Linked DNA regions of Mus musculus: region 1 is linked to region 2. Evidence: chromatin loops called from intact Hi-C (ENCODE). Cell type or tissue: gastrocnemius. All regions are shown on one strand. Each heading gives the region's core, and the rest is flanking DNA. Links, peaks and the distances in the headings are about the cores only. Region 1 overlaps Cdkal1 (CDK5 regulatory subunit associated protein 1-like 1). Region 2 overlaps Cdkal1 (CDK5 regulatory subunit associated protein 1-like 1).

What was found. A loop is a pair of places that touch in the nucleus more often than their neighbours do. Peaks named below come from ENCODE experiments on the same cell type or tissue, not always from the same donor. Only the 100,000 strongest peaks of a DNase experiment are listed, where the experiment ranks them.
Region 1: a loop joins it to region 2, with 2.1 times the contacts of the local background. A loop is called at or near these places in 3 of 42 quality-filtered maps.

What each region holds. Positions count from the first base shown.
Region 1 is chr13:29,736,964-29,739,881 of GRCm38, reverse strand. All of the region lies in intron 5 of Cdkal1 (CDK5 regulatory subunit associated protein 1-like 1), which reads left to right. Among named protein-coding and RNA genes, the nearest start is that of Cdkal1, 120 kb to the left of the region's middle. In gastrocnemius, for the core only: no CTCF peak of the experiment used is centred there; a DNase peak (open chromatin) is centred at 1,703; H3K27ac peaks cover 265 bases.
Region 2 is chr13:29,837,054-29,839,971 of GRCm38, reverse strand. All of the region lies in intron 4 of Cdkal1 (CDK5 regulatory subunit associated protein 1-like 1), which reads left to right. Among named protein-coding and RNA genes, the nearest start is that of Cdkal1, 17 kb to the left of the region's middle. In gastrocnemius, for the core only: a CTCF peak has its summit at 1,126 (motif pointing right); no DNase peak of the experiment used is centred there.

The DNA.
Region 1 (2,918 bases), core at 153-2,652, 100 kb after region 2:
GATGTGGATCAGAGTGAATTTGTCTAGCATAAGATGATAATCAGCTAAGTTTTCACAGAGGACACGTTTAGTGAAGAACCGTGCCCCCCACTGTAGTGCAGCTCCTCCTCCTGGAGCAGCTCCTTTTGGTTCTTTGGCCTGCAGTGTTATTATCTGAGGATTATTATCTGTACAAGGAGGAAGGACAGTTTAGACAGCTAGAGAAGTAATGCACCAGGACAGTACCATAGAGGAACAAGTTCATCTCAAAAAGCACTTGGATTTTACCCAGGAAAAATAGCTGTAGTAATTCAGTTGTTAGGGAAACCCAACATGTGTGGGGTATCTGAGTCTATCCCATGAGTTTTAGAGGAGTCAGGAGGTGTTCAAGTGGGAGCCTCTAGGTTTTCCTTGACTTGGCCGCATGTTTTGGTAGCACAACAGGTCTCAAATCTGTTTGGGACCAGCTTTCTGTTTCTACCTGTATTGCTAATCAAACTTTATGGGTTGATAGAAGAACTGGATCGTGGACCCAGTAGTGGCTACAGGTGAAACAGTACTGGCATCACCAAACATTTGAACCTGTCTGTGACTCTGCCAAGGGCAGCGGGTCTTACCCATAGGCCTCATCAATCATTGTATGCTTGATTGTCAGGGATGAGAAAGCTGAGGTGATGCTAGAGTCATGTTCATGATAAAGCATGGGCCAGGCACTTTAGAGTGAAGTAGGCTGAGACCGATGGGCCCTGTTGGAAAGCTCACACATTTCCTGTCAATTCCTTAATTCTGCTGCTTTGTCCAAAGATGCTCAGGCCTTTACTAGCCTTTGATAGAGGTAGATAGACCCTGGCTGTAGTGTTGTTTAGTGGGGACATGGTGAGGGAGAGAGAGAAACAGGGAGAAAATCACTTAGGGTAACTTCTTTTACTTTGCTTCAAGCTTTCCCCTCATTTTTTGATGAATTTGATATACAGCTCTAATTTGGGGGAGGTGTTTGTCCCACCAATCCCCAGTTGATGCCTGTGCTTTAAGAGAGACACAGTGAGCAATTGATGCTTGAAACCATGGTACTGAACACACACACACACACACACACACACACAGTACTCAAGTGTGTATTTCTACTATAAAGGAATCTGTGATGCAGTTTAATAAATTAAACTCAGTGAGATTACCTGGTCCTAATAACAACTGAAATGATATGCAGGTAATGAAAGTCCCTTGCAAACTCCTGGCCCAGCAATCTTTGACTTACTTTCCATTCCTAAACCTTTAGTGAAAATGCCCTTCAGATTTGAAGGACACTGGACACACCTCTCTTCTCCCTACTTCCATCTTAGGTTCGTAACATTTTACTTTTATTTATTCAAACCAAAGCGCTCACTTGGTTTGGCCTCCAGACTTTATGACCTAGGAAATGAAATACCATTGAATATGTGACTGCACTTGACTCCATCTGTGTTCATGTGTATGGTTTCTCTGTCTGTTATGCAAAGTCATAAATAATCCAGGAGCCCTGCATCTGTCCCACCTGCTGCTGTCTTTATGATTCGAAGTGGTGAGTCACATGAGTAATTGTGCTACTTGTATAAAGAACTTGGAAGACAGCTTCACTTGTGTAAGTCCTGGCTGTATGTCATAAACAAGAAAAGTTTGAGCCATCTGTTACTTAAAAAATGACACTGGTGTACCACCTGGTGTTTGACTAGGCCTCGGGATTTGTTCCAGGCACAGCACTGCTTCACTGAACAAATACTGAGGTGAGGGTGGGGTAAGGCTTGGCAGGTACCTCTGGGACTTGGGAGGGGCCCTTTTCACTGAGCTCTGAGCAGACTTATTTTTATCATTGATGTTTCCTCTTGTGGTTTGCCTGTCATTAAAGACAGTTTTGTCTTAATTTTGAAAATTGGATACCAGGGGTTACATTATACAAAACGACCGCATACAAATCGTGAAGATAATGTCATGTGCAGGATGGCTGAATTTGGAGCAGAGGATGGCCACCTGCTAGGACTTTGTTCCTTAGCAGTCTGATGAGTGGCCCTGAGTTGTGGTTGCTTCCTTGGCTATGTGGCTGTTGAGATCTGTTTTGGTTTTGCAAACCATTCATCCTGTAGCACAGAACTCTGGAGTAGTTGGCTACTGGGTATTTGACTTAAGGAAACAAATTCCCTTTAAAGTTCCTGCTCTGCAACTGAAGAGCACTTTTGCCACTGTTAACATAAGCATCTGAGGATAGCTTATTCTTATCTACAGCATTGAAAAGGGATACGTGCAGCATTTGGCAGTACGGTAACCGCTGCCATTGTGCACCTACCTATCTGCTTAGCTACTGTGGTAGCCTGTGAGGTATGTGGCCCCTCAAAGGTTTTGGAACTTGCTAGAAGTAATTAAAAAATGACTAACACTGGTGTTGGGCTGAAGGGTAGAGATGGAGATGGCTCTGTTGGACACCATAGCAAGGCTATGGCTGTTACATATGTGTTACATGTGTGTTCTGCAGTTAAGGATAAGCAAGCACTCCTCACACATGGAAGGATGATCCTAGAGTTGGCATTTCTTATCTGAAGTTTTCTGTTTGTAGAGGGGTGACCCCAGGGCCCTTTGCTTACCAGGAAAGTACTCGACTATGGAGCCCCAGCCCTAGCCCCAGCCCCAGCCCCAGCCCCAGCCCCAGCTCCAGCTCCAACCTAACAAGTGTATTTTTAAAAGAGGAGATACTCAGTAGATATATGGAATTTGAATAACAAACATGCTTTTAAAAATCTTATGGTTTTCTGCCACATCTATGAAAATGTACGTTCTAAAAGAGCTCTGGGTTAAAAATCCAACCCAGTCTCATATAGTCCCATAATGATATTATCCACTGGCCTATGATTTTAATATGTAAAATAGTATAAGGGTAACCTTTAAAATGTCTACTTACAGTTGCCTACTGT
Region 2 (2,918 bases), core at 116-2,615:
AATAATTAATATATATATCAAATCAAATATATATATTTGATTTATTTGTCTAGTTGGCTGAGAAATTTCCCCATATTTGGCTTCTTAGGAAGTGCCCAAACTCATTTTGGACAGAATGCTAAGCAGCCCTGATTTGTCCTATACTGTGTCATCTGTACAAACCAAGGAGTGTGGGCCTTTCCTGTGTCCTTTGTACTTCAAGCAGTATTCTCCTTATGTTTAAATAATCTTGAATGATTGAGGAGAATGTTGGCTTTCTTGAAGGATTAGTTGGAAAATCTGGTTTGGTCTCCAGAATTTGAATGATTGATTAGAATCTTCATTTTTTGTTTTTTGTTTTTCAAGACAGGGATTCTCTCAGAATCTTCACTATTTTTAAAGGAGTAAGTGAATTCTCTAGTTCTTGGTTCTGGGTCCTCGCTCTGAAGACGCTTATCATTTGTCTAAAATGAATGGCCAGCAATGGTTAGACTTCCATGCTAGTGAGTCATTTGATACAGAGTGAAAACCTGCTTTCCCAATTTTCCCACTATTAAAATTGTGATACTGTTACCATTCTCCTGTTTCTCCTTGTGAGCTTGCAGTTTGTTCTTCATGCTGTTAACATTTGACCTAAACTTCAGCTTTGTGTAGCTTGTGAGCAGCAAAGCCAGCCATATGCTGTTTTCCTGAATAAACTTGATTGAAAGGGGAACTGTATCAGGAGATTGAGGCTTTAAAAAACTTCTGGCCTGCTACACTGTGTTCTACCTACATGTTAGAGGTTTTATGAGACAAATAAAACACATATCCATATACTTTCAGAAATCTGATACCTATTTAATTGCTTAATAAAGTTCAGATTATGCTTAAAAATATTGTACAGTGTTCTTGAGTAATTTATGTAGAAATAGCCTGTGTTTAAATTGTAGTTTTCTTTCTTAAGAAAATGAGTAGATGACAAATTACCATGAAAGCATCATTTAAAACATACTTAATTTTTTTATTTTTATTTTTTGTTGCCTTCTTTAATTTTGGGTCTAAAAACTTCAGGGACATTAGTAGTTGAGTATGTTCAACACTCTGGCCTTCAGAAGGTTTGTGTTAAAAATAAGATGTGTTTCTAGCTTTTGAACAGCAGATGGCAGTATTGCATCATGCGATCACTTAGTGGTGTTATGACCCCTGAACATGAATTCCATGTTACAAATGATCATCTAATAAAATGATTAGAAGTCATTAAGTTACCTAACATTTAATTTTTCTCTGCTTTTTTTCTATTTTTAACAGTATTTATATAAGAACTTGGCAAATTGACCTTTTCAGAGGCCATGTGAGCTCTTGTTAATCTGAGATGCAGTGCGCAGCAAATCAGATGTGTGATTATCCAATGATGGGCTGACAGCTTCAACTGGTCTTGGTCGCTTTCACTGCTCGTCCTAGTGTCTGGTTGTGGCTTTCCGTAGGAATATATTAAGGTGGGATTTTTGAATCTGAGGAAAAACTATTTGTTACTTTATGACTCTCTTACTTTCAGGCTTACTAAAAACAGTGGCATGGGTCCATCTTGAGTGCCTCATGAATTCTCAGACCTGTTTATTAAACAGGGTTAGGAAATGGTAAAGCAGAAAGAGTTGAACTCTGCACTTTCACATTCCCCTCTGACTTGACGTGGGTTTGAGGGTTGATGTAAGAGGGGCCTAGAATCTTGGTACAGGTTTATATATACTCTTTGGTATGTATTATATTTATGGTAATCTGAGGGCTTTCTTAGTGGTGGTAGTTGTGCCTTAACATTGTTTTCATGAACCTGATCATCTTAGACCCTCCTCTCCATAAGCCACAACGCTTTGGCACCACTGCTGTTTAGTATATTTCTGCTTACTGAAATAGTGACTTCTTAGCCAGTCCCCACCTAAGTGTGATTCACCCATTTTTCCTTTCCTTTGGTGAAGTCTTTCCATCTTACTCAGCTTGGACATTTCAGAGATACTTGGTCAGCAAATCAGAGCTGAAGTACCCAACTTTTAACACTCACACTGTAAAATAAGGGTAAAATCAGGTAATATCTTCTATTAGCTTAATTGCTAGCCAGCTAGCTCTCTCCCTCTCCCACTCCCTTTCCCCTCCCCCTCCCTCTTCACCTCCCCCTCTCCCATTCCCTTTCTCTTTCCCTCTCTCTCCCTGACAGAGTCTTACTGTATAGCCCAGGCTAGCCTTAAGCTTACAGTGATCGTCCCGTGTTAGTCCTCTGAGTCCTGTGATTAGTCCTGAGCACTGCCTTTGGTAGAAGTGGAGGATTAAATGAGCTAGCATGAGCAGTGTCCATGTGTGTTTGAATTACAAGTGCCATTGCACAGGGTACCACACACAAAATAGGAATTTTTAAAATGTGCATTATATGTGGGTTAGTGATCAAGTAGAACTGACTTTTGAATATGATGAATGTTAATAATTGCTTTCCAACTTTAACACAGAAGTCTATTGTAACAGTGAACTAAGTGGTATGTATGCATGTGAACGTCTGGAGCTTTCAGTAGAGTCCTATTTAGGTGCTGTCAGGTCCACTTGGCTTAGTCTTGACATGTCTGAGATAAGATCGCACGCCATCACTCTTCCTGACATGGACACTTTTACAAATGGTATTGAATCAGAAATCCAGTTTAATCCATTCTTATTAAATTGGAAGCAGTAATTGCTTTCTGTTTAATGGGCTGGAATTGACTGTAGCAATCTCGATGGACCTTTAAACTTGATAAAATACGGTTACATATGTTCCTGTTGGTTTGTGTGCTCATCAGGGTAGGGTTTAGCGTGTTCCTTGTGTTCAGAAGTTGAATTATTTGCAATGGTGGTAAAGGGTATAGTAGAAGGTGGGGAGAAGAATGGCATTTTCTCATTCCCCCCCTTTTTATTTCTCAGGGAATAAAACAGAGAAA